Linked DNA regions of Homo sapiens: region 2 is linked to region 1. The links are chromatin contacts, found by Hi-C in ENCODE. All regions are on one chromosome and are shown on one strand. Each heading gives the region's core, a stretch centred on a gene start or an enhancer-like site at or near the end of the contact. The rest is flanking DNA. Distances are from core to core; before and after follow the strand shown.

Region 1 (5,615 bases), core at 2,816-5,315:
TCACACTTGTAATCCCAGAACTTTGGGAGGCCAAGGTGGGTGGATCACCTGAGGTCAGGAGTTCAAGACCAGCCTAGCCAACATGGTGAAACCCCATCTCTACTAAAAATACAAAAATTAGCCAGGCATGATGGTGCACATCTGTAATCCCAGCTACTGGGGAGGCTGAGACATGAGAATCACTTGAACCCAAGAGGTGGAAGTTGCAGTGAGCCGAGAATGCGCTACAACACTCCAGCCTGGGTGACAGAGCTTGCTCTGCCAAGCTCTGTCTCCATCTCAAAAAAAAAAAAAAAAAAAAAAAAAGGTTTTTCCTCAAACCAATTGCAACCCCCGCAAATTATTCCCTGGTCTCACCCTCTCTGTTCACTTGCTACCCTTCCAAAATTGACAGCACATCATCCAGGTTTCTGCTGAGCACTACAGCAGGGCTGTCCTCACTGCCATCAGGCCAGGTAGCAGAAAGAGACAGAAAATACACCTCTTTCCCAGGAACTATCAGAGTGATCATGATTATCAATGACCACATAACTCTCCATGTACCCAGAGTTCATTACATTATCTTGCTAGAAGTCCTGACTAGTTGAAGAATCTTGTAACTACACAGCAGTTTTTCTGTGTTTTGTTTTGTTTTGAGACAGGGTCTTACTCTATCACCCTGGCTGGAGTGCAGTGACATGATCATGGCTCACTGCAGCCTCAACTTCCAGGGTTCAAGCAACCCTCCCACCTCAGTCTCCTGAGTAGCTGGGTTTAATAGTGGCTTTAACACAGTAAGTTTTTAAGCAAAGCTCAGATAAACACAATTTGAAATTATGCTCCATTTTGCTACATGTTGCAAAAATTTAGGAAATTTTAGTCATCCTACGGAATATTTTCTCCCATTTCAGAAACTGCAGCATTTTGCTTTGTAGCCCTGAGTGTGAAGAAATGAGCTAAAGAAGGCAAAGGCATTTTATTCCCATTGAGGAGACTTTGCCCTGGACCAGACAGGGCAAAGGGTTACAGTTGAATGCCAGCTACCTTCCAGCAGAAACTGCCCACTACCCAGCACCAGTAATGACATATCAAGGCTCAAAGATAAAGACAGAAAAAGAGAAGAAAGGCAAGGAAAATAAAGATCAGTTACCAATGTAGTGTAGAAAAAAAGAGTACAAGGTTTAAGCTCCTATCTCTGTGTCACGGTGGAAAGTTGCTAAACTTCCTGGACATGTGTTTTCAAAGGGAAATAATAATACTGACCTTGCAGGGTTCCTCTGATGAATAAAGGAAGTCATGTGAAGGAAGCAAATAGCACAGAACCCGGCATGATGCTGGCTGTCCACAGGTGTCACCACCCTGCCCATTCTCTCTGCCATCCTGATGCCCTCCAACCCTGGGCGAAAGCAGAAGAGACTAGGCCTATTTGTTGAAAAGGCCATATTACAAAGCAACAGATGATTTTAGAATGCCATTAGAATTTCTGAGACAGCACAGATTTCCCAGAAGAATAGAAACAGAACATTTGAATTGCTTCAAAATGGCTTTTGACAGTAATAGAGGGTCTCAACCTGAGTTGTCTTAAGTTTGCATAAGGCTTAGGAGAGGATAAAATAAAGCAGGATCTAGAGATTGGTGAGGAGAAATAGAAGTCCCCATTCTTGACAGCTCTCAGCACATGCAGCCCTCCCCACACACACAAAGTCACACACACACACATCCAGATTCATACACATTCCTACGCACACACACCCACACTCATAAACACCCACACACACGCACACACACTTGTGCACTCACACATTCACATTCATGTACTCCCATCACACATTCAAAACACACACTCATACACTTACATACTCTACAAAAACTTACGTTCCAAAAGGAAATTTGTAAGCTGAATGTTTAGACCTCAGAACACATATTTTCACAAAAATAATATTATGGCCAGGAGCGGTGGCTCACGCCTCTAATCCCAACTCTTTGGGAAGCCGAGGTGGGCGGATCACTTGAGGTCAGGAGTTCAGGACCAGCCTGGCCAACATGGTGAAACCCTGTCTCTACTAAAAATAGAAAAATTAGCCAGGCATGGTGTCACGTGCCTGTAGTCCCAGCTACTCTACTCAGGAGGCTGAGGCAGGAGAATCACTTGAACCCAGGAGGCGGAGGTTGCAGTGAACTGTGATCGTGCCACTGCACTGCAGCCTGGACGACAGAGCCAGACTCCGTCTCAAAAAATAATAATAATAATATAAATGGTGGCCATGTTTCCAGGTTACCACACATGAAACAAAACTTTCTATTCTTTTTTTTTTTTTTTTGCTTTTGTGTTTTAAATCAAATTTGAACCCATAAATTAGGTAACATACTGCATATTGGCAATTAAGCAACAACAAAAACAACTAATACTATTGGTTTGCCTTTTTCATGGAATCATTACAAACTTTTTAAACTGAATAGTACTTTGTATTAGATACTTTAAAACAGGGTCACTGGCGTGAACGTGCCCTGGCTCCTGTAGGCCATGCTCAGAGCTCGACTGTTGAACTTGCTGGGATAGAGCAGCAAGAGACGGGACAGCCTGGAGCCCAGAGGCCTGAGGTGTTCTGGATGAGCCCAGGGCTGCTGAGAAGGCCTCACTCTGATGGGGGCCTCTCATGCCCACCCTGCCAGCTCCCAAATCCAGTCAACAGAAGGCACTGTACTAGGCCCTATGCCAACCACTGGACAGAATTATCTCAACTAATCTGCATAGTCAAACAGTAAAGTGCATATATTATTCCCATTCTTCAGATGGAGAAACTGAGGCTGAGAGGTTAGTGACTGGCCCAGAGTCAGTACAACCCAGTCCTGCTGCCCCAGAGCCTTTACTCTTAACTTTGGCTGCACATTGGAATCATGTGAGGAGGGGTCATTAAAAATTACAGAACTTCAGATTTAATTAGCTCAGGTTCAGCCTAGGCACCTGAACGTTTTAAAGCTTCCCAGGTAATCCTAATGCACAGCCAGGTGGAGAACCACTGTCTTAACCAATGTTTCTCAGCATAGCCCATACCACTGCTACCACACTGGAGGTGACAGAAACACACAGATGTCTGGGCCTCATCCAGGATCCATTATGACACGCCAGCAAAGCACACATGGTCTCATGTAACTTGCACAAAACTCCCAGGAGCCTGTAAATTATTCCCATTTTATAGATAAGGAAACTGAAACTGAGACCTAGAAAGCTTCAAGAGCTTGACAAATCACTCCATTTGACTGCATCCAAAAGAGGGAAGATGGGGCAGGGCTGTTGAGGGGGTGAATAATCTGGTAGGTGCCCAAAGTGAGCATCAGTGGTGCCAGGATAGAGGAGAAAGGGGTGTGGAAGGTTCTGCAGTGGCAGAAGGGAAGAGGTGAGGCTGGGAATAGATGGGACCTGTAGGCCTCACGGGTGCAGCCCAGGAGAAATGCTGGTTTCCACTGGAGGAGTTTACAGTATGCCTGGGTGGAAGAGAGAAGGACAGACAGACATGGGAGGGAAATCTGAGGCTGAGATGGGGCAACAGGCTCTGAGGCACCAGCAAAGGTAAGTGTGGCTGGAGCCGAGTCTCAGCTGATTGGGCCCAGTACTTCCCCGCCCACTGGCTTTGAAGTGCATGGAGACTGGTGATTCTCACATTAGAATCACCAAGGGCGTTTTTGAAATAAACACTGATTTAACTGAAAAATCTCCAGGACTACCAACTACTGCCTCAGAGAACTTACTGAGATTTCTATGCACCAGAGGAGAGTTTACTCTCTTGAAACCTACAGCATATTATGTGATTGGGCTACTTAAAGAAAAAAAGGGGTACCGTGGCTTCACTTGGTGTCTCTCTGGGGCTTAAGGCAAAAGAAAAAGGGCAAGCTACCCCTCTTTTGATGAGAAAACACAAAAGGTTGGTGGATTAAGAACAAACAGTTAAAAGCAGCTCTTATTCACTTTGAAATGTGGTGCTAAACCTGCATCTGGGCTGACACACCAAACAACAGTCATTTCAACACAGCACAATCCTGTTAGAACATGACTCACAAAAACACCGATGTGTCTAGATCGGAGGCCAAGTCACGTCCTGCACAAAAAGAAAGGAAACACAGCAAAACAAGAAACCTACTGGCCCCAAACAGGAAAGCCCTCCTGTGCATGCGGGCCTGTGACTGCATCCTTCAGCTACCTTAGCAAGATGATAAAGAACTTTGAAAACTGCTTGCCTGCTTCTCTTTTCTTTCTTTCTTTCTTTCTTTCTTTCTTTCTTTCTTTCTTTCTTTCTTTCTTTCTTTCTTTCTTCTTCCTCTTCCACTTCTTCCTTTCCTTTCTCCGCCTCTCCCTCCCCTCCTTCTCCTCCCCTTCCTCCCCCTCCCTTCTCCTCCTCCTCTTCCTCCTTCTTCTTTCTTTCTTCTTGTTCTTCCCTCGTTCTTCTTTCTTTTCTTCTTCCCTCCTGCTTGCCCTTAGGGTGTGCCTGGTTCTCACCTTTGCTTCTGGGACTTGGGCAGGATGATATCCTCAGAATTTCAGTTTCTGGCCATTCCCAGACAAACCTGTCTGGGACAGGAATTCCAGACAAAACAGCTTATCCGCCCTTCCACGCCCTCTCCTGCATGAGCCTATTTTTCATTCTCTTCTCAGAGGTCCCACTGGCTGGTCATCTAATTTCATCCCTAATTTGTAGTAGAAGGATTCTAACAGCCACACATTTAGAGCTAGGAGCTGCAGTTTAAGGTGCTCTATCAAAATAACATATTTTGTGAAACCGCTAGGGGGAGTCAATCCAGGGCTGCCAGACCTGCCGGGATAACACCACCAGAGGCAGCTCAGCTTCCAGGCAAGCCACCCTCTGAGGTCCCTGTGATAGCTTACTCCTCCAGGTTTCCAGAAGTCCCTACAGATGCACATCAGTGAAAATGGAACAAGTCAGTTAACACAAACTGTCAAAATCATCTCTAAATAATGTCCTATAAAAATTCAGTTTTTCAGGTATGAACACATTGACCATTTCCAGCAAGCGACCTGTAACAGTCAATTGCTCAAAACCCACAGGTGCTCAAATGTAAAAATACCAGGATTTAACCGTTAGTCCTGATCCACTCAGAGCTAGACGGAAGCCAAACACAGACGCTGCCCCAGAGACGTACATTCCATGGAGAAGGGTCAGAAAAGGACACTTTACGTTTGGCATCCCTGTGGCAAACTGCGAGGGGATAGAGGAGGGGTGAGAAAAGACACAAGGTTTCCACCTGGTGGTGGGGAAATCCCTAGCCAAGGGGATGCCCGTTTTTTGATCAATATTCCGAGGAATTGGATACCACACCTTGGACTTTGATTTGATCCCTTGATGTACCCCTAGCTTTTAAAGTGGCTTGGTTAAAAAAAAAAACAAAAACTTTGCAAAAATTATTTGGAAAGGAGTGGGTCAGAGAGCTGGGCAGTGTCTGAAGAGTTTCTCAAGATCAGGCAGACAGTTTGGTTGGTAAAACATCCGAGAACTGGGTTTTTATTCATACTGGAATGAGGGTACTGCTTTGCAATGAAAGAGAAAAATCTAAAGCAAGGAAAGGGGGCCAGGTGCAGTGGCTCACGCCTGTAATCCCAGCAACTCAGGAAGCTGAGGCAG
Region 2 (4,955 bases), core at 1,635-4,134, 410 kb before region 1:
TTGTGTACATTGAACTATCAGAAAGCAAAGGAGTCACTATCTCAGCCATCCATGTGGGCCATCTGTGGTTGTTTGGCATCACCGTCATTCCTGACTGTGAATTTATATGGCCCCTATAAGCAATCATTTTCTTACACTTACACACATAAGTACTTAACACTAAAATATGACATACTATGAATACAGTGAAAACTAATGTGCTCAGGGTAACTAAGCAGCACAGTAGCATCACCAGAAGAGCTGGGATGCGGAATAGACTGCATGTTGTGTGCTTGTATTTTGACTGCGACCTGTCATGAGGTCAGGTGCAGAATTTTCCACGTGGGGCATCATGTTGGCACTCACAAAGTTTCAGATTTTGGAGCATTTCAGATTTTAGATTTTTAAATTAAAAATGTTCAACCTGTATGACTGTTGCTGTTAGCTGACCCTTCCGAGGTCATTTGTGGTGGCAGCTGAGGATTCTGCCTTATATGTTTTCAAAGGACCAGGGGGTTGCTGGTAGGTACAAGGAAGGAAGAAGCTGGGGAATAGCTGGGGATGAATAATGACCCTCTCCCTCATAGTACACATGTCCTCTTTCTTTCTTTCTTTCTTTCTTTCTTTCTTTCTTTCTTTCTTTCTTTCTTTCTTTCTTTCTCTTTCTTTCTCTCTCTCTCTCTTTCTTTCTTTCCTTTCTCTCTCTCTTTCTTTCTTTCTTTTTCTTTCTTTTTCGAAGTCTCACTCTCTCGCCAGGCTGGAGTGCAGTGGCACAATCTTGGCTCATAGCAACCTCCACCTCCCGTGTTTAAGCTATTGTCCTGCCTCAGCCTCCCGAGTAGATGGGACTACAGGTGAGCGCCACCATGCCCGGTTAATTTTTGTATTTTTAGTAGAGATGGGGTGTCACCATGTTGGCCAGGATGGTCTTGATCTCTTGACCTCGTGATCTGCCCGCCTCGGCCTCCCAAAGTGCTGGGATTACAGGTATGAGCCACCACACCTGGCCACGTGTCCTCTTTCTGATTACTTTGCTCCCTGCTCCAAACCAGGCCTCCTGTTTGATTTTGGTGACCCCAGTTTCTCATTAATATCCTCCTCAGAACTTTCCAATCAAGGCACTAAAATGAGTTGCAAAAAGCAACATATGGATTATTTTGAAGACTATTTTTTCTAGCTTTAGAAGCTGTGAATGTTGCTTGACTCACATACACCCCCTGTCCCCAAAATGGCAGGCGGAGGGTATGGATATCCCCATATCTCATGTCTCTTGTATACTGTGGGTGCCTGGCACAATACCTCACAGCCAGGAAGTAGGTGCTCACTGCAGGGTGGGAGAAAGATCAAAACACCAGGGAACTCATCTATAGTACCAGAGTCTCTCTGATGGAAGTCTATAAGAAATTTTGTTGAAAAAGTGAAGGGTTGGGCGAGGTGGTTCACGCCTGTAATCCCAGCACTTTGGGAGACCTACGTGGGTGGATCACTTGAGGTCAGGAGTTTGAGACCAGCCTGGCCGACATGGTGAAACCCTGTCTCTACTAAAAATACAAAAATTAGCCGGGCATGGTGGCAGGCGCCTATAATCCCAGCTACTTGGGAGGTTGAGGCACGAGAATTGCTTGAACCCAGGAGGTGGAGGTTGCAGTGAACCAAGATCTTGCCACTGCGCTCCAGCCTGGGTGACAGAGAGAGACTGTATCTCAAAAAAAAAAAAAAGAAAACATGGATATAAATTGGTATGGAAAGCCAGATGGTTGCAGATTTGTTGATTTCCAGTTCTCCCATAGATTTTATAGTGCTCATGACCAGCCATCCTCCTCCCTCCCTAGACAAACACACTTTCTGTTGGTCAGGTTGAGAGGCGACTTAAATTTAGAGAAATTTCACCCAGGAAATGCTCATATTGGGATGAACACATAGGACCCCCTGTTTCTTTTTACATCTTCTGTGTTAGCCCAGAAGAAGTGACAAAGAAGTGGCAACTTCATGCAGCGTATCCTCTTCTACCTCCCTTTTATATTTTTCTACTGGTGAGGTACAGCTGTCCCTTGGTGTCCATGGGGGATGGCTACAGGACCCCCTGACAGACACCCAAATCCAGGGATGCTAAAGTCCCTGATATACAATGGTGTTGTATTTGCATATAACTTACGGACGTCCTCCTGTATACTTTTTTTTTTTTTTTTTGAGACGGAGTTTTGCTCTTGTTGCCCAGGTTGGAGTGCAATGGCACGATATTGGCTCACCACAATCTCTGCCTCCCAGGTTCAAGCGATTCTCCTGCCTCAGCCTCCCAAGTAGCTGGGATTACAGGCACGCGCCACCATGCCTGGCTAATTTTGAATTTTTAGTAGAGACGAGGTTTCTTTATGTTGGTCAGGGTGGTCTTGAACTCCTGACCTCAGGTGATCCGCCCACCTTGGCCTCCCAAAGTGCTGGGATTACAGGCATGAGCCACCACGCCTGGCCTGTATACTTTAAGTTATCCCTTGATTTCTTATAATACCTAACACAATGTAAATGCTATGTGAATGGTTGTTACACTGTATTGTTGAGAGAATAATGACAAGAAAAAAGTCTGTACATGTTCAGTACAGTCATAATTTTTTCCTTCAAATATTTGGAAAATATTTGGAATATCTGTTGGTTGAATCCACAGATGCAGAATCCATGAATACGGAGGGCTGACTGCACTCATGTCTAGAGAAGGAAGGATTATGGCAGCTACTGAGACCTATCAATGGTTTTCTTCACTTTTAATACTGTTGAGGGAGTGGGTGGAATGAAAGCCGGAAGTGTCTGGGTGACAAACCAATGTTGAGGTACTTGTGGTTGCTTTTTGGATCACAACAGGCTGTCTGTTCTCCCCCTTCCTCCCCCACGTCCACCACATGGGTTCATATCTCAGACATGAACACATTCTTCAAATATTACATTCTAGGACATTCTTGCACCCCACACCAGCCTGCCCAAGGGACTTTCTGATCATGAATGAGAGCTTTCTTAACTAACAATATTCTTGACCATCTGTTCAGCTGGTCACTGAGAACATAAAGCAGATGCGTGCCTTCTCTCTCTCTCTCTCTCTCTCTCTCTCTCTCTAATCCTGGTCCCTGTAAAATTATAAGTGTAAAGATTTTCTGTGTATTGGATCTGAAAGAGAATGTACGCTGATACGTTTCACTGTGGATTTTTTTTTTTTTTTAAACTGTGAGATCTATGTGGCTGTGGGTCTAAGAAATGAAGGGATTTGTTTTTAAGTCCTGGGCTATTATGTATGTGTTTATGTTTATTATCATAGGCCACTTTGCATTTCTTGACATTAAAAAAGTAGATGTCTTGAGTTCTCTGTTTTTAACATTTAAAACTAACAGGGTTAATGGGAATGTCCACGATAGCAGGGCTGGGGACAGGGGTGTCACCTCAGTGTAAAAGCTGTAAAATTAAAAAGCTGGGCAAGTATCTGTGCCTGGATGGTTTCATGGAGCTGCAGGAATGTGTCTTCTGGAGATCCATTTCCTTGCTAAAGAAGGAAAAGGCTGGTGGAGTCAGCTGGATGGGACAAGTTCTGGGCAGCCATGCAGCTCTCTCAGATGGTGTTCCTGAGGGGAAGAGAGGGAGAGAAAGAGAGAGAGTGTGTGCGGAGTCTGTGCACACATGGGTCGTCTGCAGCAGCTCTTTCAGACAGCTTGTGAGAAACGCCAGTTGTTTTTGTCCTCCCAACAATGACAAGGTGCACAGTATGCATCCGATAGACAAAGGAGGCTTCAGAAGATGAGACCTAGGCGAGTGATCCTGGAAGCTGGAGTTCAGGGCAGAAAAATGCTGCCTTCCTCCTTAGGTGGCACATTATTATCTGCTGTGGGAAGTTTGGCAGTGCCCACGAAGACCCCAGCGCCACATTGCAAGGTGGCTGCAAGGCCAGACCTAGCTGTGTGGTTATTAGCACAGAGGAGGTTCCCCTCTGGAGAGGGAAGGGGCCTTTCTACTTCCTAATGATGTTTAATGGATGACTATCTTAACCAAAGGGAGAGGGGAAAAGTCATTTGTGTGTGTGCAAGTCTCAATCAAGTTCGAATAAAGATAATAAGCTAAAGTATGAAGAAGTTGCCTTAGGTAGGAGTCCTACCTTCTGAAGTGGCTCATCTGAAGGCATTTGTCCACTGAGTGTTGAGGCTTTAAAACTGTTCATTGTCACATAGGTGCCATTTGTAGTATTTCGAGGAGTTTTTATGATTCTGACTTGGGCTTTGCTGAACAAATTCAGTTTCATTTCGGTTCTTGGGTGTCAGTTGTAGAGATGCTACAAGGCAGTTTGTCTGCCTTTTCTTTGTGGGTTCTGCTTTCAGTTTTGAAGCTTTTCTCTTTTTGTTCTTCTAGAGTGTGTTCTACTTTATTCTGAATATCTTCATCAGTGAACTGAAAAAGTAAGCTCACCTTCAAAGAGAAGCATTTTAATGATGGCAAAACAGGCTTACTAAAGATTAAAATGAGATTGTCTGTAGGCCTCAAAACCAAAGTACTTGGGCTAAAATATGAAGAGATTTTTTCCCAACCATTTATTTTAACATGAATGTATGCTACTCATTCAACAAGTATTTCTGAAGCACTTGCTAAGTGGGAAATATTGAAGCTGGAATCAGAAATGCAGTGGTGACCAAGACAGTGTCCTTGTCCTCACAAAACTTAGAGTCTGGCTCTTTTTTAGATTTTTATTTATTTATTTATTTATTTATTTATTTGAGATGGAGTCTCGCTCTGTCTCCAAGCCTGGAGTGCAGTGGTGTGATCTTGGCTCACTGCGACTTGTGCCTCCCGGGTTCAAGCAAATCTCCTACCTCAGCCTCCTGAGTAGCTGGGATTACAGGTGTGCACCACCACACCTAGCTAATTTTTGTATTTTTAGTAGAGACAGGGTTTCACCATTTTGGTCAGGCTGGTCTGGGACTCCTGACCTCAGGTAATCCGCCAGC

The links. Hi-C counts contacts between places; a loop is a spot of excess contacts on that map. Pooled maps may share reads with other maps.
Region 2: a pooled map shows a loop between it and region 1 (6-fold over the local background). The contact joins two enhancer-like sites. A Hi-C loop is called at or near these places in 5 of 50 pooled maps.

Annotation. Positions count from the first base shown.
Region 1 is chr4:139,656,346-139,661,960 of GRCh38, reverse strand. No RefSeq gene overlaps it. Among named protein-coding and RNA genes, the nearest start is that of MGST2, 6.7 kb to the left of the region's middle. Within about 2 kb of position 4,065, at least 10 of the 41 ENCODE cell types and tissues checked have a DNase peak (open chromatin) inside an H3K27ac peak, as active enhancers do.
Region 2 is chr4:140,069,885-140,074,839 of GRCh38, reverse strand. All of the region lies in intron 1 of MAML3 (mastermind like transcriptional coactivator 3), which reads left to right. Among named protein-coding and RNA genes, the nearest start is that of MAML3-AS1, 56 kb to the left of the region's middle. Within about 2 kb of position 2,884, at least 7 of the 41 ENCODE cell types and tissues checked have a DNase peak (open chromatin) inside an H3K27ac peak, as active enhancers do.